Regions from separate parts of the Homo sapiens genome. Here region 1 is linked to region 2. Evidence: chromatin loops called from intact Hi-C (ENCODE). Cell type or tissue: sigmoid colon. All regions are shown on one strand. Each heading gives the region's core, and the rest is flanking DNA. Links, peaks and the distances in the headings are about the cores only.

Region 1 (15,835 bases), core at 3,334-11,333, 100 kb before region 2:
GGCTGAAGAAGAAATAAAATTGGGTTGGCATAAGAATATAAAACTGAGGACTGAAGACCTCTTCCTATGCACGAGCCACGTCCCGTGTTAAATAATTAACTGGTTGGCCATTGGGCTGAGGCACTCCAGGGCCCTGGGCTGCTATATAGGCAAGCAAAACCCAACTCAGTCTAAATAGTAACAGGAAACTTAAGCTCGATCAATCAGAAACCGCCAAATCCCCACCAAGTGGAGACTTTACCAATCAGTAACTGCTAAGGAACCCCTCTAGCTGGGGACTTTCCACTTTAACCAATCACGTGTTTCTTTGTCCTGCTTCCAGAGACACCTTGTAAACGTTTTCCCTCCCACCCTCTTATGGAGCTCTTAGAAGCTTGTGGTTTGTTGCTGCCTGATTCATGAATCGCTGTCAGCTCAAATAAACTTGTCAAATTTTTCATGTGCCTAAATTTATCTTTTAACATCCCTCAAATATGTAAGCCTTGTTTACATTAAGGATGAGAAACAGATTTCTATTTTCTAATCTAAACTTTTCTCCATGAAACATTCTAGAATGTCTTCCAAAAATGATTTGTACGTAGATAATATTTCTGAGAAACAAACATAGACTCTTAATTGGTGCATACCAAATCCCAGTTTCTTACAATGATTTTTTGATTGTGAATTGGATTTTGGTGGGGGAGGTTGGAATTTGGAAGGAGATATTACAACACTCACTGTTCCTTTAGTTGTCTGAGTAGGTACTGTTAACTAACTAACAGTGGTCACCCAAAAGATGGTGGTCACCCCATTGTGATCTAAAAGACAGTGGTAACCCTAAAGACAGAGGTCACCAGAAGTGCTGATTTGTGTTGAGGCAAAGGCAGACACACAATCCCGGGGTCCTGTGGGGTCCTGAAGCCAGTGTTCTCAGGGCACAGGAAAGTGGCGGGTGCACTGAGCCAATATTAACTGCTGCAGGGAATGTAGTTCACTCTGGTGTAATTGGTATTGTGTGTAAGGACCTCCCCTCCCCTCCCCTTCCCTTCCCTTCTCCAGACAGAGTCTCACTTTGTTGCCCAGGCTGGAGTGCATTGGCTCTATCTCTGCTCACTGCAACCTCCGCCTCCCGGGTTCAAGCGACTCTCCTGCCTCAGCATCCTGGGTAGCTGGGATTACAGGCACCCACCATCACACCTGGCTAATTTTTGTATTTTTGGTAGAGATGGGGTTTCACCATGTTAGTCAGGCTGGTCTCGAACTCCTGACCTCAGGCGATCTGCCCTCCTCGGCCTCCCAAAGTGCTGGGATTACAGACATGAGCCACTGCACCCAGCCAAGACATTTTCTTTTCTGCTTTTAAAGCATTATACTTATCTCAAAACATTCAATATAGCAAAAAAAAAAAAAAAAAGAGGGAAACATCCCAAAGCATCTGGCCTTCCCTCTTCATCCTTCCCCCTTGCCACCCTTTTAATCAAATCATCCGGACACCAACCAGGGTCACTGGGCCTACACAGTTCTGCGCGGTGCTAACAGGAAATCACTTTGTTTAGAACAAAAAATCACTTGTGATCACATCGCTTTGCTTGCTGGACAAAAATGCTTTAAAGATGATGTAATTAAATGTATTTAAATAAACTCTTGACACGGGTGTGAACTATTTTTAAATGAAAATAATTTTTTAACTGATCTCTCATTCCTCTGTGCACACTTTCAGAACTCTTACATACTATTTTTATAACAATTGAACCTGCTACCTAGCGGGATAGAATCGGTCTAGTGCTATCTCCTGAAATGTAATTACATACAGGAGGAAAAAGGCTGCTAGGTGTAGTATGGGAGATGCCGCTTCTTTTCAATACCATCACCGTCAGAGAATACACTGTAAAACTTGTTTTTCTACCATTTTCAGATTTCTTTTTGCTAGTTGCAGTATCTGAATTTGCTTTATTATTTACAAAGCTTGACAGTTTAAAACATGGTTTTCACCGACATGCCCTTGTACTTGTGTGATGGGGTTATTGTCTCTGCAGTAAATTCAGAATTCGATTGTCATGAGGCAGCTTAGTCGACCTCTGATCAACACACTCACTCAGAGAGTTTTCTAACCTCCAGGAAGGAAATAGCCCCAGGGCTGCTCGCATTTCTTTCTCTTTCTGAGCACTGCCCTTTCAGTGCTTTACCTAGTTTTCTTTATCATAGCCAATGTTCCCTACAGGCAGGAGTTCAGTGACAGTGGGGTGTGAAAACTTTGTATCCGAGCGTGGACATTAATCCTCCTGCCCCTCTGGAGCAACAACAGTGAAGGGAAGTGGGCCAGTTTGGGCAACATAGTGACTGCACAAAAATCACAGGGAGTTCACAGAGGATGGAATCTCATCCAGTTAACCTATTCCTGACCCTGAAAACACACACACACACACGTGCACACGAGAACACACACGCGCGCGCACACACACGCACACACGTACGCACACACCCGCACGCACACATGCACACGCACACCCACACACGCACAGACACGTGCACACGCATCACACACGCGCGTGCACACGCATCACACACGCGCACGCACACGCACACGCACGCACGCACGCACTTGCACACGTGCACACACATGCACATGGACACACACGCACGCACACACACACGCTACTGACGGCTCGCACAGCTCCAGGGGTGTCTGAAGCCTGTGATCATCAGCACCAGGGACCCAGAGACAAAACCAGCAGCCACAGCCAGGCCTCCAGGCTTCCTGTGGCTCCGCCCAGCACAGCACTGTATCTGATGTGTCGGGCGGAAGCTTCGTTGAAGACAAACATCCATTGTTAATTTCTGAGGCCGTGTCTGTTTGGCAGATGTGAGGTTATGGTCGGTCAGCGATGTCTGTCCACACATAGGCACGCCTCTGGACTCACTGAATCAGACACCCTGGGACCCGGCTCTGCGATCTCCGTCTTCCAAGCCGTGCAGGTGATGCTGGACCACACTTCAGTTGAGAATGAAGGGATGGAAATTATTTTAAATTGAAAACTCCTGAACAGTCAGCAGCCGCAGAAAGAAACTACCTCCACTTAAGCAGCTGCCCCAGGAAGCAGAGCTGCTTTGACCCCTCTGGGGGCATATCCTGCTTGGAGGAAGACTAAACCCCCCCCACACCGAGCAGTGCAGTACAGGCCGGGCATGGTGGCTCACGCCTGTCATCCCAGAGCTTGGGGAGGCTGACGATCATCTGAGGTCTACTCGAGACCAGCCTGGCCAACATGGTGAAACCCCATCTTTACTAAAAATACAAAAATTAGCCGGGTGTGGTGGCGCACTCCTGTAATCCCAGCTACTCAGGAGGCTGAGGCAGGAGAATCTCTTGAACCTGGGAGGCAGAAGTTGCAGTGAGCCGAGATCACACCACTGCCCGTCAGCCTGGGCAACAGAGAGAGACTCCATCTCAAAAAAAAAATAAAACAAAACAAAACAAAACCAGTTCGGATCAGCTGCCCATTAGCGTCAAGACCGAAAGGACCTTCCACACTCCCCGTGAAGCCCTGAGCCCCTGTTTTTATTGTGTTTGCTGGTATATAAACCCTTTCCTCATTACTGTGTCCTCACGTGTGTGTGCATGAGCACAGCCGATGGACCTTGCTCTCCCTCCTGTCCACCTGTCTGCTGTCCGTTCACTTGCAGACCCCAGATATTTCAAGCTATGACAGTAGAGAAAAAAGTCTCCCCAACAATAGAGAAAAAAGTCTCCCCAACAAGAACTGCTGCTGTCAGCCTGCTCACCTGCACCATGGTTCCCACCAGCACTCCTGTTACAAGTGACAGATGAAAACTCACGCGGAAGACGACCTCAGAGCCAACATTCCTGGAAGGAGGCTGCGCTGGGGGCCGTGCTGGGGGCTTCACGTGGAATATCTCATCTTCCCCACACAATGACTTTGCAAGATGGAAAACACTCGTCCACCCCAGCTGACCGATGGGGACAGGTTTGGAGAAAGCAGAGCCAAGGCAGGCACTGATGGAAACACGCGGAGAAGAGGGCGAGTGAGCTCGGCGCCGGTGGCGGGGGCACGCAGGGAAGAGGGCGAGTGAGCTCGGCGCCGGGGGGCACGCAGGGCAAACACCGGGCTAATCGGGTGAGGGGGCGCAGCAGACACGCTGCTGCGGGTAGGATTTTCTTTTGGTCTCAGATCTGATTTTGTGAAATGGGAACATGAGCAGCACCTCAGGTTTCTGTGCTAAGTGAAGCAATTCCTGCAGTGCCTGGCATGTTGGGGGGCTCCACACCTCAGAGTCCTCCTGCTGACCCTGAGGTCATTTCTCTCCCCTGCTCAGGGGAGCCCAGGGGACCTTCAGTCCAGACCTGACCTGCCCCTCACCTGCTGAGTAAGTTCAGGTAAACGATTTACTAGCTTTCTGTCTGGGCTTCCCCTAACTGTAAAATGAAGCATTGGGGGTGTCTGGGTGGAGGCCTATGCATCTCCCATTCTGTTTAGATTTGAGGCCTCAGTCAACAAAGACTTAGTGAGCACCTACTATGTGCACGGCACTGTGCGAGGAATTAGGGATCTAACACTGAAGCAGGAAGACATGAGCTCAGTCTTGGTGAGGCTTACAGTTTGTAGGGGAGAAACACAATCATCAGTGAATCACAAAGCCAACATTTGATGACAAACTGTGACAGGTTTGCTCTGGTTGCCATAACAGTCTATCACAGACTGGGTGGCTTAAATCACAGACATTTAGTTTTTCATCGTTTCAGAGTCTGGAAGTCCAAGATCAAGGGACCAGAGGGTTGGTGTCTGGAGACGGCTCTCCTCTTGGGTTGCAAATAGCTGCCTTTTCACACCATGCCCTCCCATAGCAGAGAGAGAGAGAAAGGGGGAGGGAGGGAGAGATGGTTGGAGAGAGAAAAAGAGAGGGAGAAGGAGAGAGAGAGAGAGAGGGAGGGAGGGAGAAAGAGAGGGAGAGAGGAGAGGAGAAGAAACGGAGCACACTCTCTGGTATCTTTCCTTTTAAGGAAGCTAATCCTATTGGATTAGGGCCCTGCCCTTGTGACCCAACATAACCTTAATTGCCTCCCTACCCCACATACACCCACTCTGGGGTTTAGCACTTCAGCATGTGAATTTTGGGAGGACACATACATTCAGCCTGTAACAGGTGGTGTGAGGCAAGTTCATTGTTCCGTGTCAGGACCAGTCTAGTTTATCAGGGGCTCAGTAATTCAAACAACTTTACTATGATTTGAGGAAAATATGAGTGACTGAAAAAGAGAACTTAGGCAAACTGGGTGATTTATTTGCCATCTGTCTATAGTATCAACTGAGGTTAGAAACCCCATACTCTGGTATCTAATAACTCGGTTCTGGGCATCTATACAGACTTTTAATATATCCATGTTTCCAAGCCGAGCAGAATGTAGAGGAGAGGGGTGTGGGAGGTGGTAGGGCTGAAGCTTATGGGCAGAGGAGACGAACAGGGCATTGCCCTTTCACAGTCATTGTGGTGTCTGTGAGTGACAGGTGAGTGGCCCAGTATCAGTGTATGTGACAGATTCGGATCTGAAACAGACAGCCCTAAATTAGATTCCAACTCCATCTCTCACTGTCTCTGAGACTTTGAGAAGTTTCCCTAACCTAGAAAACCTCTACCTCCGTATTTACAGAATGGGAGAAAGGCCAGTGCCATGAGGTTGCTTTTAGAATTAATTGGAGTAGCACATGCAAGCCCTCGGCTTTGGGGCTGCTCCGCCGTGTGGCTCCCAGCGCGCTCCGGTCACCTGTCTGCAGCAGGCTCAGGTTCCCGTCCTGAGCCAGTCAGAGTGGCACTCCGGGGTGGACTGTCCCCACAGGGTCTTCAGCCAGCAGCAGCTGGAATGGGCCCCATCAGTGAGACAGAGGACGGAAGGGGAGAGTTGCATTTCCAACCCTGACAGCTAAAGAGCAGAAGATGACAGGTTCCCAGAGACCTGTAAGCACAGACCTGCCAGCTCTTTCATTCCTGGGCTGTGGGCTTTTTTTTTTTTTTTTTTGACAAGCTAAGAGAACAATATTGGGCTTCCCCACAAATGACTGATTTTCTCTGAAGGCAAACCCCCCAGATTACATGCACTCAATCATCTGGGAACCGGGCCAGACCCAAACAGAGGTTTTGTCCATAAGATTTCAGGGCAGCTTTTTTACGGTCAGAGTCTTGCAGAGGGGATGAATTACAGTGGCCACTTAGAAAATTTCCAAATAAAGAAATCCTAATTGTTTCAGGGTCAGTGAGGCCTTCTCTCACCTGAACTGGGATCAGATTAGCAGCAACAACAATGAATGAGTGATGGAGACGGCATCCGGCACCCACAGTACACACAGAATGGTTATGTTTATCTTCCATCTCCTGTGCCAGCTTACTGACATGGGGCACTGCAGTTCCCAGAGCAAGCCTGGTGAGTGGCAGAAGCCCAGAGGCTGCAGACCTGCCTTGTAATTGGGGACATCCCCAGCGCTGCGAGAGTGGTTTTCCTCACACCACCTGGCTCAGCCATCTGGGTTGAAATCCACTGTGCATAATCACCTTTCCAGGCATCTCCCCTGAGATGTGCTCTGACGTGGGCAGGAAGGAAGGCTCACCTGCGAGCATGACATTGCACTCAGAGGCGCATTGCTTCCATCAGTGACCAGACAAACCATTCCCTACATTATTTTTCTGGTCAGGGAGAGCATGAAAAATAATAGCTCATCAGATTTTAAGCGTGCAGGGATCTGACGTGACATTGCTCAGAACAGTCACATTTGTCCCTTCCCATACAGGACTTGTCCCCTGATGAGCACATGGGACAATCATCCAAGTAGAATGAAACCAGCTGGGAGAAGCCACCACACATCCCCTTCAGAAACAGCAACTCTCCCACGCCTGACTGACTTCCTGGTGCCTGGAACTCCTCTGAGTGGAGCAACTCTATTGACTGAGATTATCTCCATAAAGTCCAGGTGAAGGTGAAAATAACAATCTCACCATTTACTGATTGTCAATTTCCTGTCCAATAAGAAAAGAATAAGACTTCAGGGAGGCAGGGCAGGCAACAGGCACGTCTGAGTCCATTTCTCAGCTGAAATCTACAAGAAACTGAGGACCTCAATCCCCCAACCCTGGAGCAATGCAGTCCTGCCGGTATGCTTGTAGGGGTGCTCAGAAGCAGACCCTTCCCCACCTGAGCCTTCAGATGAGTCCTCATCCCTGGCCAGTACCTGAGTGTGGACTTGTGAGTGAGCCAAGCCAGCCATGCCACACAAAGATTCCTGACCCACAAAAACTGTGAGATGATAAATGTGCATTGATTCAAGCTGCTAAGTTTGGGGGCAACTTGTTACACAGCAGGAGATAACTACTACACCACCACCATGATCTGTTTTTTGGCCTTTGAACGTATCTCATTTATTCTTTTTTTAAATTCTGTTTTCCTCTCCAAGATTGCCACCCAGTGTCTGTCCAATTCCTCACCCACAAGTCAGTTTCCACTTTCCCTCTGAGCCCTTCTGATTTTTTCCACTCATGATGGTTTTTCTCTTCCACAAGACACAGAATTTATTGTCTCAGCTGTGCCATTCCAAGATCAGGGTTTCTTTAAGCATTCCCCCGGCCTTGGAATAGCACAGCTCAAAACAAGGTACAAATGGGATTTACTTTTTTTTTTCTGTGCTCTTTATGACTGTATTACATCCCCTTTCACTCTTTTTTTCTTTCATTTTTGAAAATATAATAATGTTATCAACTAAAGTCACCATGTTGTAAAATAATATCTTGAATTTATTTCTCTTATCCAACTGAAATTTTGTATCCTTTGATCAACGTTTCCCCAACCTCCAACTCCCCCATTGCCCAGCCCTTAGTAACCACTATTCTTCTCTCTGCTTCAGTGAGTTCAGCTTTTGAAAATTTTCCACAGATGAGTGAGGTCATGTGGTATTTGTCTTTCTGTGCCTGGCTTATTTCAGTTAATATAATGTCTTCCAGGTTCATCCATGTTGTTGCAAACGACAGGATTTTCCTCTTTTTTAAAGCTGAATAGTATTCTGTTGTGCATATGTACCCCATTGTCTTTATTTGTTGATGCCTTGTTGGACACTTAGGTTGAGTCCATATCTTGGCTATTGTGGAGAATGCTGTAGTAAACATGAGACTGCAGAGATGTCTTTTAATATACTGATTTCAAAGCCTTTAGATATAAACCAAGAAGTGGAATGAATTGATCCAGGTGGGACTGAATACCAGACAGACAAGTCATCAACACTAGTAGGATTTGCATTTCTTTAGAAGCAAAGCTGGAGAAGATTGGAGGTTAGGCACTGGATCAGCACTGGTTGTCCAAATAAAGTAAGCATGAGAGTCGGGTGAAAGGAAGGAGTAGCCACTGGGAAGGGTCCATGAGAGGGAAGCAAGTGTGAGTGAGTGCTATAGACTGCTGGGGGTGGGGTGGGGGTGGTGCTGACACCTGTGATATGTGTGTGTGTGTGTGTGTGTGTGTGTATGTGTAACTTTCCCTCTAAATCTCTAAGTTACCCAACGGCTCCCCAAGAACCTGGTAACCTAGTGGAATGCAATGCTTTGAAATCCACTCAGTAAATATTCATTGAACCAGTGTATGAAACTAGAATCCCTGTTCATCCCTTTCTTTCTTTCTTTGCAATCTTTAAAAGCAAAAAGACATATATTATTAACAGTTCATTTATAGAGTCAATTCTATTTCTAAAGAGATAGAGCATATTTTAAATGTGTTACTTTTTTAATGTTTATTTCTATGGCTATTTAGGCTTAGTTTATATTCAATTTAACAGGGAAAAACATAACGAATTCAATAGCAATGCAAAGGTAATATAAATAGTCTAATAACAAGATATGATTTTCATTTGGCCCATATTAAAACTGGATTTAGAGGAACCATGCAAATTCACACTTAATAACAAATATATTTATATGCGTCTATTAATTTCCCATTCGGAAACACAAAAGCTTTCTAGATAAGGTATTTTACTGTCTGATATAAGGCATAGTTCTAATTATATAAAGGTTTAGGAAAATCAGGCCTAGTCAAGTTATATCTACATATTCATATGACTTAACTAAATTAATTGAGTATAATAGACTAGAATTGTGTAAAAATTAATATTTGGAGTTTTTATGTTGTTGCTGTAATTTTAAAAATGCCAGGCAACTGGTTTGACTAAAAGTTCTCACTGCTTTGGTTATAGCCAAACTATAGGGGGGAAATGTTTATTTTAACTGTTAGTTGTTACAGGCTAATGGTTCATCATGTCCTTAATAGAAATCAGACCCAGATGTTTTAGATAAAAGCATACCATTTATTCAGACTATATCCACATTAGAAGAAGAGAAATAGCAATTTAGTAATAGTCAGAATTATTTTACCAACGCAGGCAATCAGTTTGGAGCATCTGCTACCACCAGAATCCTTAGGAGATCAAATCATCATTTCTGCGATCAATGCAACGATGTTTGATCATCTTTAACGTCTACTATACTCTCTGCTTGCAATTCTTTTCCAAATTAATTAATTTAGCCAAAAATCTCAGGAAAACAATTTAGCCTGAATGTAATACTCTGTTTCCCCATAATGAAAAAGATAAATAGTCTAAAACAGAAAAAATAAACACACAGCAAAACACGTGCTCTTATACGTGGAAAGTTAAGCTAAGAATGTTTGGGGGAAATTGGCAGACCTTAAGTCTTGAATTTTCTGGGACCTTCCCTCTATTCTTCTCACTTTCAGCTAGCATCTTCCATGCCGTGGTATACAGCATGATAGGGTTTGAACTACACATGTTGCTCCTCTTATTATAAATGCCTAATCCTTAGCTGAAACTATTTGTCACAATAATATCCTGTAGTGAAGACTTTTACAAGATAATTACATGGTGAGTAAACAAGGCAGTGTTGTCTTTTATCTGTTCTAAATGGGATGTCTTCTAATTTTATCACCTACCTTTTGTTCATATATTATTGGGCAGGGTAAATAAGAATCACTGAACAGCCTTTCTAAATCATTTGTTATTATCCATGCTACTATTTCTATAAACTAATGAGCAATATTTAGTGCTTACGATCTTCCCACTTTATAAACATCAGCTTTCATTGTTTCTGCATTAGGTGGAGGAAATATTGAGCCCAGCTTTCCCTTTGAATGCTTACAAGGTTGCTTGTAAAATATTCTTCTGATGACACAGACTGGAGAGAACTGTGTCTTTAACCTATTGCATTTAACCCAGGGATGCTCACTGCTAGCTGAGGGTGGCCCAAAATGGAGGCCACAAATGAACCTCTTCTCTACTCTTCTTTCCTTTTATCCTCTCCTTTCCTTTCTCCTTTCCCTTCCCTTCCCTCCCCTCCTCCCCTACCCTCTCCTTTTTCTTTCCTTTTCTTTCCTTTTTTAAAATTTTTTCTTTCTTTCTTTCCTTCCTTCCTTCCTTCCTTCCTTCCTTCCTTCCTTCCTTCCTTCCTTCCTTCCTCCTTTCCTCCCTTCTAACATTTATGGACACATTACCATGAACACAGTGGACGCTGTTGTTAATTCCATCTTAAAAATGAGGAAAATGAGGTTTTAAGAAGTTAGGCAACTCATCTGATGTTACACATCTGAGAGGTAAGAAAGCTGTACTGAAACCAGGATCACCTGACCCTGTGATACAGCCTGTCACTCATTCACTTCATGTCTCTCAGAGATCTCTTCACGTGCCAGTCTCACTGCTCGGAGGAGCACAGAAGTCTCATTGGAGAATATCTGGGTAGTACCAGATAGGGAACCTGTCCTCAGAAAGCCACCTTTCTCACCCAGATACCCCTTCGGCTACTTGATAGATCACCTGTCACGCCCATCACCTGTGCCTATGGTCAGCGTCTCCCCACACTTGCAGCTGCTCTCAGTGACTAGGGCAAAGTCTGACTTTGAAAGCTCATTTCAGGTGCTATGCACGTGACAGTGTACCAGCAATGTCTGGCTTGTTCCTTCTCCCATTCCTTCAGGGGTGGTCAACCAATTCTGAGAAGGAAGCCCTGCCCCCATTCCTCCATCCCCACATCCCCGTCGTCCTCGGCTCCCAGCTCTGCCCTTCCATTTCTGGCATGCCGGTGGGTCGAGCATTGTCTGCCTTCTGGGGAACACAAACCCTTTTGAGTTGTTGGGAAGTTTCTGATGCGTGAGTTGTTGGGAAGTTTCTGATGGGGTCAGCTCTGGTTCTCATGGGCCATTAAAGTTGGATTGTTGAGGGCTAGAAAGGAAGACAAAAGTGCATGTCCTGAGTGGAGGTATGAAGGGTGAATGGGGACCGGACCCTGAATGGATGCCCTGAGCAAGCGAGGGGTCTACCAGATGGAAGCCCAGAGGTCCGAGCTGATGTGGAGGACAATGGACAGGGAGGGGCAGTGCCCACTGCTTGTGCAATGGTAAGAAAATGTACAGAGGGAAGGACAAACCCCAGGAGCTTTGCTCAAATACCCAGCCGCCCTGGGACTCCCAGACACGCAGGCCCAGCCTACAGTCAGGCACCCAGCCAGGTAAAGCGCCCATCCCTGGAAGGGGGTTTTTGCCCCATTGCTACTGGAGTTCATCATTGGTGGTTTATTATGATGGAGCTTGGACAAACTACAAATGGGCACTGGGTGTATCTAATGCTGTATGTGAATACTATTCATTTTTTAAAAGTATATAATTCAAATAAACATTCTTTAATAAAAATGAAAAAAAGAAATAGTGTTAAAAGCACCAAAATTGTGTGTTATAATATTGCATGTACAATGAGATAAAGGTGATAGCCCTACCTGGTGTACAAATACTTAACTCTAAAGTCCTGAGTGTAAAAAACAAGAAATACAAAGCCATACAATAACTACAATGCAGAAAAGTTGCACTACAGAGCAAAAGGCAACAGTGAAGACGTTTGGAGATTTTATAGCATTTCTGTAAGTACTGCAAATCCCCACACTGGCTGCCAGGACCCCTGGCCGGATGGTGATCATGGTGCTGGGGTGTTGGTTAGATTGCACCTCCAGGGTAGCAGAGGGTGTTTGCTAATTATTGGAGTGGAGATGGTTACCAAGCCGCCTGTCTCTGAAAATCTTGCAGAGATATTTTCTTTGTACCACAAGGCTAAAATTAAGCAGTGCGATGTTTTGTGATATAAAAGTGTGGGTTTCTCGGCCAAAGAGTTTCCCAAAACTGTCACTGCCAGACTTTCCCAGGGACCAGCACTCCAGAGGGTTAAAACAGTTTCCCATCAGTGACTGTCTTTCAAGAGGTCAGCTGTGTGTGTGTGTGTGTGTGTGTGTGTGTGTGTGGTTGTGTGTGTTTGTACACAGATGTGTGTGTCACAGGAGAATTTTTTTTTAAACAAGTGATTTGCAGTTCCTATTCCCCTTGAGAAACTTGGCTTCCTAGCAAATTGCAATATGAAAAGCTGACTAGAATTTCTCTAAGATAATTTTAGCTCATTAAATGATTATCTTGTTGTAACTAAAACCCAGACACTGTGTTAAATATTGCAGATTTATGTAGAGAAAGACAGGATACCCGCCATGAACTGAGGGTTTATGTTCCTTCAAAATGCCTGTGTTGAAAGCCTCATTTCCAGTGCGATGGTATTTGGAGATGGGGTCTTTTGGCGGTGATTTTTTTATGAGGGTGAAGCTCTTATGAATGGGGTGAGTGTTCTTTCCTTCTCTCTCTGTGCTCTCTGACATCATGTGAGGTCACAGCAGGAAGACGACCGTCTGCAAATCAAGACTCCAGTCCTCCCCGATGCCGAAACTGCAGCTGGCACCTTAATCTTGGACTTCCAGCCCGCAGAACTGTGAGAAATCAGCATCTGCTGTTTAAGCCGCCAGTCTGTGAGATTTTGCTATGGCTGCTTGAGCAGACTAAGATAATACCTGCTATCAGTTCCGAGTAGGAGGTGCCTTCCCACTCTCAAAATATACACTTCATGTACATTTAGTGAAAATTCCTCTATCTCAATGTCCATTGGCACCTGCAGGTCCCCTTAGGAATGATTTGAACCATGCCCCTCATCCCCCACCCACCCCAGACTCTGCATCCACACAGACACTTCCAAATGACAGCAGGGGCTGCGTGCAGAAGCAGGAGGCTGGCTTCTTCCTCTTGTTGTTGATATACTTCAGGTAAGAGTTCTTGTCAATACTTTGGCTAAAAGCTTTGTCATTTATCCAAAGATTTGTGTCAACTATTCCTTCACACATTTCTTCCTTTATTTATGCATTGATTCAACAAATTCTGAGGGTTCTCTGTGTCCTGAACACACGCTTGAGGTACAGGATCTATCTTAATTGTACTCCCCATATACCATTTGAGAAGACTGAAGTTCAGAGAGGTCATGAAACTCACCTCATGCCCAATAGTCAATCCTGGAGGAGTCAGGGCTTGAACTCAAGTGATTCTGATGCCAAGGTCTATATCCCTACCAGAATAAGGACTTCCACAATATCTCAACCTGGCAAGCATAAGTACCTTATGATTACCCACCAGACATTATTTGCTATTTTAAAGAACATTTTATGATAGAACATTTTAAACATACATATATTAGAGAAAACAATTTAGTAAATTAGTAAATTTTCATGCACTCGTAACCCATCTTCACCAATTTCCAATATTTTTCTTTCTTCTTTCATCAATCTCTATCAACCTCCACATTTTTTAAGCTTCAAAACTTTAAAGCAAATCTCAATGTGTCACTTTTTGCACAAATGTTTTATTATATTCCAGAAGATGTTTTTATATTTAACCACAATGCCATTATCACTCTCAAGAAAATTGGCAACAATTTCTTAATAATACCAAATGCCCAGTCTGTGTTCAATTTTCACTGATTGTATCAAAATAAATGTCTTTTCCCCATTGGTTTGTTTATATCAAAATCCCAACGTGGGCCACATTGCATTTGTTGATTTCTTACCTTTCCTATCATCTACAACAGCTTCCATTCCTTAGCTCCACCTTTTTTTTTTGTTTTGTTTGTTTGCTGGGTCTTTGGAAGAAATGAAGAAACTGAGTCATGTGTCATGTGGAATCTCCCACATTCTGGATTTGGCTGTATCCCCGTGGCTCCCTGTCTATGACGTGGTTGAAGTGTGAGTCTGATATCTAGGCACATACAGAGGCTCCTCCCCATGGAGAGCTCTGCTACTCTGCTAGGCATTCCTGTTCCTTTTTTCTTTCTTTCTTTCTTTTTTTTTTTTTTTTTGAGACGGAGTTTCGCTGCTGTCACCCAGGCTGGAGTACAATGGCATGATCTTGGCTCACTGCAACCTCTGCCTCGCAGGTTCAAGTAATTCTCCTGCCTCAGCCTCCCGAGTAGCTGGGATTACAGACATGTGCCACCATGCCCCATGCCAGCTAATTTGGTATTTTTAGTAGAGACGGTGTTTCTCCCAGTTGGTCAGGCTGTTCTCAAGCTCCTGACCTTGTGATACGCCTGCCTCGGCCTCCCAAAGTGCTGGGATTACAGGCGTAAGCCACTGCACCCGGCCAGCATTCCAGTTTCTAAAAACCATGACACACAATGGATTCCATCTCTGTTCTAGCCTGGGCATGCTGTCTTTACCTTGTGAAGATAAACCCTGTTTCTTATTGTACTTTCACTGGGGCAGTAGATACATAAATATCACACATTTTCAGTCTTTTAAGCCTAAACAAATAAGTGCAAATAAAATCAAAGTGTTTTTATTTTAAATTCCAGCTTCCATGGTCGGGCTGGAGGATGGAGTAGGTGACAGAGCGATGCAGGATCTCCCTGGAATCAGATGTGAGCCTCTTTTTCTTACGCAGCTTTCCCCTTGGAGATCTTTTCATTTCTTATGCATTCTGCTCCCACCTCCATGGTTGGTTTCTATTTCAGACCTGAATCCACATCAGATCACATCTTTCTTCTTGACTGTTCTATCACAACTTACACCTAATGTGACTACAATCAAGCTCAAGACAATTCTCCCCAAACCAGGTCTCACCCTAAAACTCCCCTTGCTTATCAGTGGCACCATGTTCAAAAGGCTTACAACCTTGAACTACTGTTTTTTTTCTTTTGTTTCCACATCCACTCCCTTACCATTGTTCAAGCCAGCATTTCTTTGTACATTCAGGAAATGCGTGTGCCATGAATGAAGCAAAGACCGATCCAAGAACAGAAGAGACATGTAGTCTTGTCTTCCTATGCCTTCTGAGGATGCCTTGACCAAGGGAAGCTCATGGAGATGAGCAAGAACCAGAAAGTCCTGAGGCTGTTGATGAACAATCAAATCCAAATGCGTCCCTCCCTTTCAGAATTGCCGGCTACCTGCTTACTTCAAGACTTAACATCAAATGATCAAAAATTATTTTCAGAAACCAAATTGTTTCCAAGACATAGGCTTTCTAGCATTGAAAAGGATCAGAAGAACATACTAAGTCCTAAAAGCAGTTTCAAAAACAGCTCTAAAGGATTTTGGCTGATTCCTTAGAATAAGCGGATGGCTTGCCAATAGCACGATTGTAAATAGCTCTACTCTGACCTAGTGGTTTGTGATTCAAGATTTGGGGCATTTATTACTGAACAAAAATCATTGTTTCTCCAATCCAGAATAGAATGTGGTTGATATGAATGTTAGACTGTTCTACATAGAGAAATTGTTACCTGGGAAACCACTCGTATTCAAAGACAACCTGACTTTTGTGCATGTTTTTTGAATGTCGATATTACACCTTTGAGTGGTTTGACCTCAACTATTTGTTTTTGTTTTTAAGACAAAGTTGGATACCTTTAGGTAAAAGTATACAGTTGTGTAACTATCACCACAATCAAGA
Region 2 (15,835 bases), core at 5,178-13,177:
GTGAGTTACAGAACCATGAAAGTCGGTGGTGCAGTTCCAGTCCAAGCCCAAAGGCCGGAGAACCAAGAGCACTGACCTCCAAGAACCGAAGAGGGAGGGCCCAGCTCAAGCACACAGAGGGAGAACTCTCTCTTCTGCCACCTTTTTGTTCTATTTGGGTCCTCAATGGACTAGATGACGTCCCCCCACATAAGTGAGGGGGTCTTCTTTACTCAGTGAACTGATCTAAATACTAGTCTTTTCTGGAAACACCAGACACACCCAGAAATAACATTTTGCCAGGTATCTGAGCATCCTGTAGCCCAGTCAAGTGGGTACATTAAAATTAACCATCAAAGAATTAGATTCCCTCGGACTTCCTGTCTGTACTAGTGTGGGGCTAATGTGCTCCAGTAACATTGGAGCAGAGGCTGGAGCAGAAAGGAAAGCTGTAGCACATGTTAGAGGTGGGGTAAGATTCCTGCAGCTGAATGCATGTGGAGCTGTGTGCTACTCACATGCCTTAATTAAAATCACATGTGGCCGGGCGCGGTGGCTCACGCCTGTAATCCCAGCACTTTGGGAGGCCGAAGCAGGTGGATCACCTGAGGTCAGGAGTTCGAGACAAGCCTGGCCAACATGGCAAAACCCCGTCTCTATTAAAAATAAAAAAAAATTAGCCAGGCATGGTGGCAGTCGCCTGTAATCCCAGCTACTCAGGAGACTGAGGTAGGAGAATCACTTGAACCAGGAGGTGGAGGCTGCAGTGAGCTGAGATTGTACCACTGCACTCCAGCCTCGGCAACAGAGTGAGACTCCATCCCAAAAAAAAAAAAAAAGTAAGCTGAGGAGGTGTGATGGGAGAGGAGCAGAGGTGTTTGCTACATACCTCATTAAATAAAATACTTATTTTAAAAATGAACAAATAAGGCTTTGTAACATCGTTTTGGACCTCCATGTGTAGTCACCTCGTCACAAAGGTATGGCCTCCATTGCTTCGGATAACAGATTTCTAATAATCAATAATAACAATACAATTGTTATTGCAATGAGAGTGCTGTTTTGGACACGTGTCTAAGCATTCTAGATAGGACCAGCAAACTTGAGGAAAGTAAGTTTGATTGATTCTCTTCATCATGAGCGACGCTGTCCCCACAGGAGCTAAACGTGTCAATCGAGCCGTGGTAATCAGCATCAGAGAATGCCCACTGAGCTGCGTGGAACATTTTGGAGAACAGATGAAGGTTTCGTCCTTGCCCACCGGGAGCTTATGATCTGCAGCTTAAATTATTCCCGTTTGTTTGGCTACTCGCTGTTTCTCTGACTTTTGCCAAATTCATCTACACGTGAAGCGAATTTGAAAAATGGAGCATCCAGCGATTTCCAAACAGCTCGGGGAAAAATCCTGAGCGGGGAACGATGGACCAGGTGCCATTGCTGAACCCGCTGTAGCAACCTGCTGTGGACGGCGACACAGTCAAGCCCAGATTCCCACCCGTCAAAAGGCAAGCAGGTGCTCAGAGCCACCTGTGCTTTTTCTTTCTTTTTTCCTTCCGATAATGTAGCCAGCCAAAGTAGCTTTAAATTAGTAATGAAATCAAAAGGTTTGCAACCAAGCACCTCCTAATAAGGATGTCTCTCCGAGTCTGCCATGGTTTGCACTTGCCCCAAGTTCCACACACCCTACTTTGAAATGCTAGTTCATACGAATGTCACATCTACAAAGAGAAAAATTCAGGAAAGTGAGTTATTTTTGGAGTAAATTTTGCTCAAGAGAAAGGTTATCGTATAAAGTCTGCCCGTATCAAAGGCAAGATTCATGTTCAGACTTGGCTTTGCGTTGCGGCTGGTGGTACCAGTTACGAGGACGTCCTACTTCTGTGAAGCCTTTTTTCCTTCCTTGCTTCCTGTATCTTGCTTGCAGGCATTCATCTTACTGTGCCGAGTGCCCTAATGCTTAGCCTGCAGGAAATTCTTTCTATATTATGAACTATTTCAGTCATCAAAAAAAATAGGGCAACCTAATAAACACACAATCCGGTGCTTAAAACATCAGTCATGTTTTAAAATCATTACAACAATATTTTGCATCATCACCCATTCTTATTAAAGAAATAAATCAGTGTAGTTACAATTCAAATCTCCCATATGTATCTCCCTGATTCTTTCATTTTATCCTTCCTCAAAGATATGTATTGTCATGGCTTTGGTATTTCATTAGCTCCACCAATGCACTGAGGTTTTTACCGTGTATGAAAGTACATATCTCTGAATAGTAAATTAAACTCTACATATGGCATAATTCTAAAAATGTAATTTTATGTCTTGTATTTTTCATTCAACATTTACTGTGATTTATGCATATTAATATGTTAAACTCTCATTCACTCATTTTAACTACTGAAAAAAAATCCATCATATAAAAATGCCAAAATGAAGGTACCCATTCTGCTGCCCAAGGATGCTTGAGCTATTCCCAGCACCTCTCCATGACAAGGAGGGCTACAGCAAATGTTATTCCATGCATCTCATCGTGCACCTGCATGAGAGTTTTTCCAGGGGACATAACATACCTAGAAGTGCAATTTGGGGTCATGAAGTGTGCACCTTCTCTGTTTAAATATTGCCAAATTGATCGCCAAAGAAGTGGTATGATCTCATGGTAAGCTCTTGATAAATATTTGTTAGGCAGACCTAATGTATCTCGGGAAAGCAAACACCTCCACCTCCAGCCTAGCTAGGTCATATCTGGGCAGGTAGCAATCAAAACTTCATCAATAATCTTTGCAGCAGACCTCTGCCCACAAAAGAAGACCCTGACATGAAGCTAGAAATACTTAAGATTTCGTGCGATGGAGTGTTTAATCCCAGCTTACCTGATATGGCAGACAAGTGATTAACCAGCTGATGTATATCAAAAACCAATCTATCTGAAAGTCAGCCCACTGTGTTACATAATTGGGCTGCATTCTGTAACGTTTAATTAGATTGTCGCTGGCCAGCCCCTAGAGTTTTATTAATTTAATGACATTGAAATTAGATGGTCCTAGTCTTGTTGTGAAAACACTTCTGCCTGTCTTTGAGCAAGAGCATCTGTGCTCTTGAGTGCTGCCCAGGAGACCGGCCTTGCTACCCAGACCTCCCAGGATGAGAACCCTCACCCCAAGAGCAAGCCACATGGGAATGATGGGCAGATGCCCAGAGGGAGTGAGGAAGAGATGTCACCCTGACACCTTACGATCAGGTGCAGAGGCCTGTGACACAGCAGACTGGGGTTACCTTCTGCAGCAAACGTGAGCCCCACACTTGCTACTGTCCATGCAGCCTAGAGCAGCGTGGGTCACCTCTCCTGGCCTCCGTGTCCTCATCTGTAAAAGGGGGATCGTAATAATACCTACTTCATGGGTGCATTGTGAGAACCAAAGGAGTCAATGCTTACAACAGTGCCTGGCGTGTGGCAAGTGCTACCCCAGCGTCTGCTCTGACCATCCCTTTGTGTTACCAGGAAGGTGAGGTGTGTGAAAAGCAGCATGTTCTTATACCACAGGTGTGGAATTAGAAGTGCATGGAGCAGATCAAAGCAAAGCTTCCCCCACACTCCGTTTTACTCATGTAGAGGAAGGACAGGGAACCCCCAGTGCCCCCGCGCCCCCCTCCCCCATCTCTCCAACAGTCAGGCAGAAATACCCACCCACTTTGTGAGGTCCCCCTAGAGCTTCGGGCTTCACGGACGCCTTTCCCTGTGACCCATCGCCCCTAACATTGGCCATACCTTTCTTGGCTCCTGGCTAGATAAGAAGTTACACTTGTTCAGAGCTTTGCAAACATGAAAACCCTTTTTATATGTTTTATGCTTTGTGCTTGATCTTTTTCACCTACGATGTTACAATGTTACAATCCATTTCAAATCTTTACAGGGAGGCTGAATAAGAATTGTCTGCTGCATTTCTGAACAGTCTTATTTCCCATTTCCACCTCTGCTGTCTGGAAGAATGACTTTTTTTTTTTTTTTTGAGACAGGGTCTCACTCTATTGCTCAGACTGGAGTACAGTGGCACAATCACAGCTCACTGCAGCCTCAACCTGCCAGGCCCATTCCATGCTCCCACCTCAGCCTCTCAAAAAGATGGGACTGCAGGTGTGTGCCACCATGCCTGGCTAATTTTTTTTTGTATGTTTTGTTGTTGTTGTTGTTGTTGTTGTTGTTGTAGAGATGGGATCTTGCTATGTTGCCCAGGCTGGTTTGAACTCCTGGGCTCAAGAGATCCACTGGCCTCCCAAAGTGCTGAGATTACAGGGGTGAGCCACTGCCCCTGGTCTAGAGGAATGACAGTTTGATGGGAGAGTCAGGTGCCCCTAATAGCTCAAATGACCTCTTTAGTCTTCAGCCTTCCAGTGTGGAGAATGGCATAAGGAATCTCACTCAACAGCTCGGCATGAGCATCCAAGATATTCACGACTATCAAGACCACATGAGCCTTTTGTGTGGTAGGTGTCCCCCGCCCACGTCCTATTCTTGCTGCCTCCTGTCTTGCAGGCTTCTTACCTCTCCAAATCCCCTTCTAGGCAGCAAAATCGCCTGAACAGCCACGGAGCCCAGCCTCACCTTAGCCATGCAGAAAAACCGCTGCAGATATACGTTTGCTCTTCTTCACTTTCTTCCTTTCTCTCTCTGTATTAGTCCATACTTGGATTGCTATTAAAAAAAAAAAAAAACCTGAAACTGGGTAGTTGATAAAGAAAAGAGGTTGAATTGGCTGATGGTTCCCCATGCTATACGGGAAGCATGGCAGCTTCTGCTTCTGGAGAGGCTTCAAGGAGCTTTTACCCCTGGCAGAAGGCGAAGCCGGAGCAGGTGTCTGTCATGGCAGGAGCAGGACCCAGAGAGAGCGAGGGGGACATGCTCAGACTTTTCAACAGCCAGATCTCGTCATGACTCACCATCAGAGCAGCACCATGGGGACGGTGCCAAACCATTCATGAAGGACCCACTCTCCGATCCAATCACCTCCCACCAGGCCCCACCTCCAACACTGGAATTACAATTCAACATGAGATTTGGGTGGGGAAAAGATCCACACCATATCACTCCCCCTCCCTCCTTCCACAAATAAGAAATGTTTATTACTTACTTAATTTTTGTTTGGGATTCAGCGAGTCCACGTGCAGCTTTTTTACACGAGTATATTGCATGATGCTGAGGTTTGGGCTCAGGTGAACCCTCCTCCAAATAGTGAACATAGCAACAGATTGTTTTCGACCCTTGTCTTCCTCCCTCTTTGAGAGTTGCCAGCTTTGTGCTCACATGTATCCAATGTTAGCACCTCTAACATGTTTCTCTGAGTTGCCAAGCTGAGGACACAGGGTGCCGAGGCCACTCCACGCGCCGGCCTCAGGCCTGACCTCGGCAGCATCTGGAGGAAGAACGGGTTTGAAGGATGCTGAGGGCTCGTGTGGCTCTGTTCTGGACACTAAGAGAGTGTGTGTCTGAGGGCGCCGAGAAGGAGGGACTTGGGGAACAGCTCCATGGAGCGAGTCTGTTTAGAAAAAGAACTCTCTTGGCCAGGCGCAGTGGCTCACACCTGTAATCGTAGCATTTTGGGAGGCAGAGGTGGGCGGATTGCCTGAGCTCAGGAGTTCAAGACCAACATGGCGAAACCCCGTGTCTACTAAAATACAAAAAAATAGCTGGGTGTGGTGGTGCATGCATGTGGTCCCAGCTACTCGGGAGGCTGAGAGAGGAAACCTCAATTGCTTGAATTGCTTGAACCTGGGAGGCAGAGGCTGCAGTGAGCCGAGATCATGCCACTGTACTCCAGCCTGGGCAACAGAGCAAGACTCTGTCTCAAAAAAAAAAAAAAAAAAAGAAAGAAAGAAAAAGGAAAAGACCTCCCTCCACACCGTATACTTCTCAGGGGGCAGCGTGGATGACAGAGACGTCATCCTTGGATCTCCAGGGCACACACCCCATCATCTGTTCCTAAGATGCTTCTGTCGCCCTTTGGCTGCATTCGCCGTTGGGTGGGAGCAATCACACCTCTAACGTGGCTGCAGGTGTCACCTGCATCGCAAGCACATCCTCACTCCTGGCATCTCTTTCTGTGTTTAAGTTTCCTCCAGGAATGTGGAGGAAATTGACTGACTTTCTCGCTTCCTAATTTTCTCAACTGGACACATTACCGGGTGTCACACAGGGTAGTGGTCATGAGTCATGCTCACGAAGGGCCTTCGATGGAAGGAACTCTTTTCATACGCATGTCTCATCTCTCGCTCTTTCAGATTCCTTGTGAGAGACTTCATGTAGAAAGGATAGATATAAATATTCTTGAGGGCTCTGATGTTGTACGAATACTGATCTATCGCTTTGTTAATGATACCAGGGTTCATGATTTCCATCCTGTTCTCCTGACTCACTGCATCCTGGTGCCCAGCCCCAGGGCTATTGAAGGGATACTTATCTTTCAAATTAGCACCTTGTAAATGAAAGGGGAGGCTCATGCGTCTCAGTTGTGCCTGCCAGGTGTGGTCAGCATTCTCGATTGAAAACAAATGCTGCCTTCTAGACAGATGGCGGCACCCAGGGAGGGGTGGGAGAACAGGAGCCCTGGCTTTTAAGAATGTCAGGGTGCAGTTCTGAAAATGTTGAGGGTCTGATCTTTACTGAATGGCAAAGAAACGCTCCCTGAGAACTGCTGTAAGAAGAGCTTCCATTCCCTTATCCTCGTTGATGCCAGGTCTGGAGAGAACAGATTCCTGTTTTCACTCACAGCAGGTGTCCCCAGTGGAATCAAATGAACTTGCCGCCATTACTCACTCGGACACTTCATAAATGGAACAATTAAAACCCAAATAGCATACAGCATGCTTCTATTTTGTTCACAAACTTTAGAAAACCCTGCTTGAAAACTTACAGTTCTGTTAATATATCTGGAGAATACATAAGACTGAACGTCATGTGGCTGCTCAAACAACGATTTTATTTGCCTTTGTTGTGTTTGTTTGTTTTGTGAGACAGAGTCTCACTCTGTCGGCCAGGCTGGAGCACAGCGGTGGGATCTCGGCTCACTGCAACCTCCGCCTCCTGGCGGGAATCAAGTGATTCCCCTGCCTCAGGCTCACGGGTAGCTGGAACTACAGGCACCTGCCACCACACCCAGCTAATTTTTGTATTTTTAATAGAGACAGCGTTTCTCCATGTTGGCCAGGACGGTCTTGAACTCCTGACCTCAGGTGATCCACCCACCTCAGCCTCCCAAAGTGCTGGGATTACAGCCCTGAGCCACCGTGCCTGGCCTGTCTTCATTGCCTTTGAAAAGCCCCAGATCCAGCCTTCTAGCACAAGAAGGTAAGGAGGACGCTGCCCGTGAAATCCAGCCCTTTTGACTTCTTGTTTAACTCCCAGAGTTTCTTATAAGACCTCCTCAACTGCTTGGCAATTGTGAATTGTTCTTTTTAGTTAAGGCCTCTCCTTTCATGTCGTTCTTTTGTTTTTGTTTTTCAAAATTATAAATGAATGTTTCCCCTTTGAGGAACCATGACAAATATGCCTGACACCTGGACACACGGTTTCTATGAGGAATGGCCTTGCACCTGCAGCCGCTCTGTGACTCGCTGTCCTCGGGTCCCTGGAAAGGACAAGCACTGCTCATGCCTGTGTTTTCAGGGACCTCAGCATTGCAGCCTCAACACCCCACACGGGCGTGGTGAATGGCTGTTCTTTCCTCTTTCTTTTCTGGAAACATCTGTGGTCAATTTTTTTTGGTGGCAGAAACCTTCATTTTGTGATTAACAACTCTGAGGCAGTAAAGGATTTGGAAGGAAGATCTGTTCAGGATTTAAAGGACAATGTACAATATCATGTTACTGGAGAGTCCGTTGTGGCCCGTCGTTTTGTAAATAGGACTTGAGTTTTGCTTTTTTGGCTCTGTCTTTCGCCTTTCAGCAAGCCTCTCACTTTCTGTCTTCCATGAGTCATTGCAGCAAGAAAAATGTTACCCTTAAAATGCCCTCTTTTCTGAATTTTTTTTGTACTACAGTTAAGGGAGCTGCTTTCTTCTCTTGTTCGCAATGTCCAAAAGGAAAAGTCAGCACAGCAAAATGGCATTGAAACGCCTCCGCCTCTTGATTTGCTGCCATTCCCCTTTATTCTGGGAGGGCTGGCAGAGCTGGAATGTCACCAGGTCCCCACTTGTCCTCGTGGTTGCCGGTGGGTCTCCAGCAGCATGCCAGCGAGCTTCCAAAGTGCCCGCCTAGAGGGCCAGGTTTCCTCATGTCTCAGCCTCCTCCCTTGCTGTGCGTAGCCAGCGTCGGCAGCCACAGAGGCAGCTGCTTCACTCACTCCTGCACTGGAGGGGAGGCAGAGGATGTTCCCTGGAGCCACCCAGCCAAGTGTGGCGGGTCATGGCGCAGCCCCCCAACTTCCCACCTGGCCAGCATTCCTCTCCACTTCCCACTCTAAATTAGACTCCCCTCACTAGGGAGGAAGACAGGACACATTGGGAAGGGGCCCCAGGGCAGAGATGACTCGGGCCTGCCTCTCCCACCCTCCGGAGTCACGGTTCTCTGATGCCAGGACAGATGAGCTCCAGCTCTCTCTCCCATCTTCAAGGAGCATCTGAAACAAACAGGAACTTAGATGGGTTTCTTTATGCTTTCTTGTGACATTGAAACACCCTGCAGAATGCATGTGGTAGATCAAGACTGTAAATGAGTTTCTTCTGCAGTATCTTCCTTTCGAATGTATGTGGGTCTTTGTGTGAGTGTGTATCACAGACATCATTAGTGAGAAAAGCTTTGGAGAGCTCATCACAGCTAGTTCTTTTCCCCCAGCATGCAAAATAGATCACTGAGCCAGCTGTTTATGGGAAATAATTATTACTCCCTGACAGCACCTAGGATTACAGGGAGAAAACTTTTAAGAAGAAGGCACCCAATTTCAGAAGATTTTGCTGATTAATTTTCTCACCACTTCCATTCAGTCTGCTTGCTTGCTCCAAAAATGGGTTTCTAAACTGGAAAAAAAAAAAAAAAAAAAAAGAGTGAATACATAACAGAGCATGTTTCCCAGGCAGCATTTTGTAACAGAACAATCATTTCCAAATGTCTCCTCTCCAGTTATAACGTCTTGAACCCTCTGCCACTCAGCCCCTTCAATGTGAAAGGGCTTCAGGCCTTCACCCGATCACATCTTTTGAATAGTAAACACAGAGACTGATGTGTGTCAAGGAAAGCACACTGAGAAATGTCCTTTCCCCCAGATTGCAGAGTAGAAAAGCAGTAACTGTGATTTATGTTGCTATTGTTCACAGTGCGCTCCCTGTTTATAGTTCATTGCATAGAAACAACCCGTCATTTACCAGAGAGGCATGTGAAGATGCGTTCATCCAAAGGAATGTTCCCTAAAAACAGTCTGTGCCTCCAGTGCCCCACCCCAGCACAAGAACGTGCACACACACACACACACACACACACACACACGTCAAGTCGAATACCATCTTGAATGAGCAAAAATAGCGTCCACCTCCAGGAGATATTCACATTTTCTCAGTGAGCTTTCTCAAGCCAAGCCTTAAATTGAGCTTGGAATTTCCTGGAGCCCTGGAAAGGCACTGGCCTTCGATTTAGCTCCACTGACCTTTGTTTAAGACATCTTCCCAGAGTCCCAGTTTCCTCATCTCTGAATTGGGACGATATAATCTGTGTACCTCTCACTTGGTGAGGTTCTCATGAGGAATAAAGGAGATGATGGCTTTAAAGTTCCTTTGATAACTTTTACGTTGTATTTAAATATTGGAGGTTTACGGTTTTTTAGAAACATTTGAAGCAGCATCTTCAATTGGAAGTATCTTCATTTGAAGTAGGGATATCTTATTTTTGACAATCCATGTACTAAGACGTTAAAATAACTTACATTACAATAATTAATCCACTTCTGTTTATTCCCTATCTGAATAGTAATTGCATCTTTACCAGCTGATGTGAAGCAAACTGTATGCCATTTGTCTTTACTTGGCAATAATCATAACTTATACATAAGAGGTCTTACTACTCGATAGACATCCTAAGTGTTTTCACAGATTCCCTCATCTGATCCTCTCAAATCTTATCAATACCATTCACAGATTCACTCCTTTGATCCTCCTCATATCCTAGAAATACCATTCTTCCTCTTTTGCAGCTGGAGAAGTCAAAGCTCAGGGAAATGAAGTAGGTTGTTCATGGTTCACAGGTAGTAAGTGACAAAGCCAGAGTCTGAATTCTGTTTTTTTTTTTTTTTTTTTTTTTTTTGAGACGGAGTCTTGCTCTGTTGCCCAGGCTAGAGTGCAGTGGCATGATCTCGGCTCACTGCAACCTCCATCTCCAGGGTTCAAGTGATTATCCTGCCTCAGCCTCCCAAGTAGCTGAGATTACAGGCACGTGCCACCACAACTGGCTCATTTTTTATATTTTTAGTAGGGATGGGGTTTCACCATGTTGGTCAGGCTCGAACTCCTGACCTTGTGATCCACCTGCCTTGACCTCCCAAAGTGCTGGGATTACAGGCGTGAGCCACCACGCCCAACCCCAGAATCTGAATTTATAACCAAATGCTGTGGGCATCCATCATCTTATTCTCTAGTATCAAAGGAAATCTGAATGAGTGTGGGAATTTCCAAATTGCCTTATAATTACTCAAATTAATTTACTGCTTGTAACAACTTTCTCAAAAGAAAAGCAGGTAGTGTTATTCTATTTTAGAAAAAAAAAACCTTAAAAATGAGATCATATGTCCAAAGTAATCCACTAGTAGCCCTGAGATTAAAACCGCTGCCTCTGATGCTTTGGTTTGCGGACAATGACCCACTGCAATGGTGAATTATGTGCCACCTTATTGTAAGTGGTAGAACAGAGAATTGGGGTTTCCAGGAAGATGGCCTAGCTCAGAGCTCATGCCTGAGGCCCCACCTGCCCCTGGGCTAGTGGGTGCTCCATGCCAGGCACCTGGGTAGACTTGAGCTGCTGTGTTCTGCTCAGACTATACAACTGTATCAGTTGGAATTGACTCAGGAAAACTGACCTTGTACAGAGGAAGGGGTTTCATACAGGAAAACAGGGCTTACCCCGCTGTTGGAGGGCCAGCCCTGAGGCCAGAAAGGGACCTTTCTGATCTGCACATGTGGAGGCCACAGAGAGGCTTCATCTCAGGAAAGGGCCCAATGGCCTTGGACAAAGCTCCACGTGCCTCATCTGCTGAGACCCTATATCTGCTAAGGTCTCACACCTGCTGAGACCCCACGCCTGCCGAGGTCCCACGCCTGCCGAGACCCCACGCCTGCCGAGACCCCACGCCTGCCGAGACCCCAGGCCTGCCGAGACCCCACGCCTGCTGAGATTCCACACCTGCTGAGACCGCATGCCTGCTGAGGTCCCACACCTGCTGAGGTCCCACATCTACTGAGGCCCATCCCTGCTGTGGCTGCATAGCTGCCTGCATCCACCCCAGAGCCTGTGGCTTCTCCCTTCTTCCTGCCTAAGTGGGTCTGGAGACAGGGGTGTGGACAAGGCCCTGGGTTCTGAGTCCCGCCCTCAGGCCTGGGAGTGGGGACAGGTGGCACCTGTGTCAACACCAGCAGGCAGGAACCTGGGTTCACCTTTGGGACCCCCTGCCCACCCCAGGTGAGGGCCAGCACATGGCAGCCTGGCCTCCCAGGACTCAGGTCCTGCCTGGGGAGAATCCGCACGCGTGGTGTACTGCCATTGCCTCCAGATGCCCAGCCACATAGCTGGAAAGAAAGGAGCAACGATTTAAAATAATCACAGTGAAAACTCATTGAAAAAAATGCTGTTCACTGTGGACGGCCACATATAGACTGCAAGCTAGACCATAGATTCTGGTTATATTCTGTGAATATTTATTGCACTTTCTAAATGCCAGGCAAGTTTCTAAGCACTGAGCATACATTCCAAGAAGATATTCTAGAAATCCCCACCTTCTGGAAGTCACCTTCCACCAGAGGCCGTCAGATAATCAGAAAATAAATATATAAAATGTCAGGTGGGATGTGTCCTAGGGGAAGATGAATCAGGAGAATGGTAGGATGAGGCAGGAGGTAGGAGAGGTTGGCGGGGGCGGTGATGCCTTACGGGAGGGCAGCATGACATTTGAGGAGTGGCGCAAGGAAGGACACAGGCCTGTGGATGTGCGATGGAGGACGTCCCCTGCAGAGGGAGTGGCTGGAAAAAGCTGGTGGGGACAGAGCCGGTAGACGGTGGGGTGGGGCTGGTGGGACTCGCCACTGGAATGCTTGCAGACTGTGACACAGGTTTTGTGTTTTGCTTGGAGTGAGGTGGGAAGGCACCAAGAAGATCTGAGAGGAGAAGCGAGGGAATCTGACCAGAGATTTAAAAGGATTGTGCCTATGGGGCGCCGTGGCTCACACCTGCAATCCAACACCCTAGGAGGCTGAGGAGGGAGGATCACTTGAGCTGGGGAGGTCGAGGCTTCCATGAGCCCTGTTCATGCCACTGCACTTCAGCCTGGGTGACAGAGCAAGACCCCGTCTCTAAAAAACAAAGCAAAATGAGTAAAAAAGAAAGGATCGCAGGGATGATTGTGTTGACAACAGAACCCAGCAGCTGCCTCTAGAAGGGCCCTGTGTTGGGCTCGGTGCTCTCCTGGGCAACCCTGAAATCCTTAGTCATTTTTTAAGGAGAGGCTGGTGTTAGTGCCCAGGGCTATAGACCAGGCGGCTTCCCCAGAAGACACTCATTCTTTCCTTCTCGGGGGGGCTGGATCTGAGGTCAGGGTGTCCGTGTGCAGGGGCTGCCTTCTCACTGTGTCCTCACAGGGCCATCCCTCTGTGTGCATCTGGGTCTTAACTGCCTCTTTTTATAAGGATGCCAGTCCTGCTGGGTGAGGACCTACCCATGCGGCCTTATTTTACCCAAATCACATCTGTAAATGCCCGGTCTCCAGACGCAGCTACATCTCGCAGCCCTGGGAACAGGCCTCTGTGTATGAATTTTGGGGGACACCACTCAGCCTGACGATCCCTCTGTTCTGAGTATTTGGGCCTGGGCAACTGGAAGAGGGGGGACCCTGGTTATTAACTTGGGGAGACCAAGTCCAGCTTTCCTGGATGGAGGGGAAAAATGGGAGTTTCTCCCCTCTGAGTCCGAAACAAAATTGTGCAGTTGTCTAGTGGAAAACGGACACAGGTGTGCTGTTCAGGGGAGCAGGGGAGACGGGGACGTGACCTGGGCGTAGACTTTAATGGAAGCCCTCTCGGTGGTGGAGCATGGAGAAGCCTCGGTGTCAGAGCATGAGGAGGAGCAAGGTGAGTAGCATGTGTGCAGAGGGTGCACCTGCTGAAGAAACCAGGGACTGCTGTGTCCCCGACACCAAGCAAAGGAAGGTGTTAACAGAGGGGCCTGAGGTTGACGGTGGCCGTGGGGGCCTAGGGGACTAGGATGGGGACTGTCCCCTGGATCTGGCTCTGATGGTCAGTGCAGGGGCAGCGTCCGCCTGGACGGGAGAAAGAGCCCAGAGGGGAGGAGGGGAGGAAGGCTCAGGCCGCAGCTGCTCATCTCAGCAGGTCTTTCCTCCAAACTCCTCCTGGCTCACAGACTCTCAGGAAATCACACCAGAAAGCAAAGGAGAGTGCCATTACTCTGGAGGCCATTTGATTAAGCCCACTCTAATTGTTTGTTAGTTCCCAAACAGCAAATTTTTGTATTTTCATTATTAGTAGTTAAAAATTACTTGGATACTCCACGGTTGGCAGAGTTATGCAGACGGTCTCACCTGCGGGCTGCACGCAGCCGCTCCGTGGCGCACACATGTTCTGCCGAAGTCCACGTTTCCGTGCAGCCCTCACCACCTGGACGCCAGGGCGGCGCGGGGGAGCCCTCACCTCACGCCTCACCCGGTGTGGACGTGGCACCTGCTCGCTGCCCCTCCCCTCTGAGCAGCTCCGTCTGCACACTGCGTAAGTTTGGCTGCAAGGCAACAAGGAAACTAAGCTGGAGTCCGGCGTGGCATGTTGCCAGGGCCACCGGCAGGACAAGGAGCAATAAAAGTTGAATTTTAAAAAACAGATAAATAATGTATGTGTAGAAAAAGGAAGAAACCAGGTACAGAAGTGCACGTAGGTACCGTATCCACAGATTGAACACACATGTGTGCAAATACGTATCCCCACACACGTGCACACACACATACATACACACACACATACATACACACACACACACACACACACGTAGCTGTCATGTAGAAGCCACTGTTTTTTCAGCTCCATTTGTGACTTTTATCATAACACACTGCCCTCCAGCGCAGCAATGCCAGGTCTCTTATAAATATTTATGGCAACCTTTAGCTCTTCGGAAAGCAGCTCCTTCTGCCATGTGAGGCGCTGCTCTGAGAGGTGACAGGGGTCCCAGGCTTCTCCGCTCTGCCGTGGCTCACAGGCTGTGGCACCTCTCCATGGACCAGCTCCGGTGGGACGGGTCCTCTAGTTCACTGCCAGCAGGGTGACGGCGGAAACCCTGAATGCAGCGATTTTGAGAAGCAAAATCGGCTGTCGTGTGTTTCTTTTAGGAACTGCATCGGTGCGGTTGTGATGAAACCATTTCGCATTTACTGAGTGTGCACGCACTCAATTACAACACGAACATGTGAAACCAGAACAACGCACAGGAGGAAGGTTGGACATCAGAACTCTCTGTACCTGCTCTGCAATTTTTCTGCAAATCTAAACTTGCTCTGAAAAACAACATCCATTTTATTTATTGATCGATTTGATTTTTCTGTAGATACGGTGTTTCGTCCTGTTGCCCAGGCTGGTCTTCTAGGCTCAGCCATCTGCCCAGCTCAGCCTCCCCAAGTGCTGGGATTATGGGAGTGAGCCACCTCGCCCAGCCTAAAATCCATTTTAAAAAAACATGAGAAATGATTTGCATTTGGGACTGAAGAAGAATGAAAGGCACCTGTAGTTTTGACGCCAAGAAAGCCTAGTTATACCTTTATTTTATTAACCTACTATTCACCAGGTTTCTGAGTGTGGTTTCTCAGTGTGACCCTAACCCGTCTTAGGAGAGGCGGTGCTAGGAACTGCTATAGGGGGGCACAGCAGGTGGTCCCTAAAGTTGTGATGCTCAAGAGATTCACAGAATATCTGAAGAAAAAAGACACGTTTGTTTTTGCATTTTCTGTGGTTTTGCTGTTGTTGTTCATCACAAAGTTTGCAGGTTTGCTACAATTGTGAACATTCAGAACAAAACACAGAATAAGATAAAAATCATCAGCTATGCAATTGTTTGTTTTTTAAATACACATTCTCAAGATTTTGGTGTTGCTTTTTCTCAGGATTTTTCTCTGGGAACATGTTTATCTTTTCCTGTAGCTGGAATGACACTCAATTTTTAGTTTGGGTTTCTTCTTTTATTCATCATTATCCTGTGGCAAGTGTTTCCCCAGGGTATGAAATATTATTAAAAGTACAGACTTTAAGGGCTGTTTTGCTGTTTATCACGTGTATCATAATGTATTTAATGCTCCCCATCTTTTTTTGAATATTTAAGTAGCTTTCTGGGTTGAAATCTTGTAAATTACACTGCAATAAATGTGTTTATCATTGGTGCACATATCTCTACATTTCTAAAGGCTGAAATTATTGGGTCAAAGGTGAATTTTTAATGCTCTTGATAAATATTGCCAAACTGATCCCTTGACAGATTTTGATGCTATACCACCAACATTGTTTTTAGAGACAGCGTCTCGCCTTGTTGCCCCGGCTGGAGTGTAGTGGCAATCAGAGCTCATATCATGTCCTGGACTCAAGCACTACTCCTGCCTCAGCCTAACACGTGGCTGGGA

Evidence for each region. Hi-C counts contacts between places; a loop is a spot of excess contacts. Peaks named below come from ENCODE experiments on the same cell type or tissue, not always from the same donor. Only the 100,000 strongest peaks of a DNase experiment are listed, where the experiment ranks them.
Region 1: it touches region 2 in a loop (2.4-fold over the local background); 2 of 110 quality-filtered maps call a loop at or near these places.

The regions. Positions count from the first base shown.
Region 1 is chr10:3,386,241-3,402,075 of GRCh38, reverse strand. All of the region lies in intron 1 of LOC105376360 (a long non-coding RNA gene), which reads right to left. LOC105376358 (a long non-coding RNA gene) reads left to right here and starts at 4,721. Exons shown (of 3, transcript XR_930568.3): 1 at 4,721-4,773; 2 at 6,243-6,415; 3 at 6,780-10,375. LOC105376357 (a long non-coding RNA gene) reads right to left here and starts at 4,581. Exons shown (of 2, transcript XR_930567.3): 1 at 4,516-4,581; 2 at 3,642-3,994. RefSeq lists enhancers at 1,890-2,466, 2,467-3,044. In sigmoid colon, for the core only: no CTCF peak of the experiment used is centred there; a DNase peak (open chromatin) is centred at 6,439.
Region 2 is chr10:3,286,311-3,302,145 of GRCh38, reverse strand. No RefSeq gene overlaps it. Among named protein-coding and RNA genes, the nearest start is that of LINC02668, 37 kb to the right of the region's middle. In sigmoid colon, for the core only: no CTCF peak of the experiment used is centred there; a DNase peak (open chromatin) is centred at 9,405; H3K27ac peaks cover 172 bases.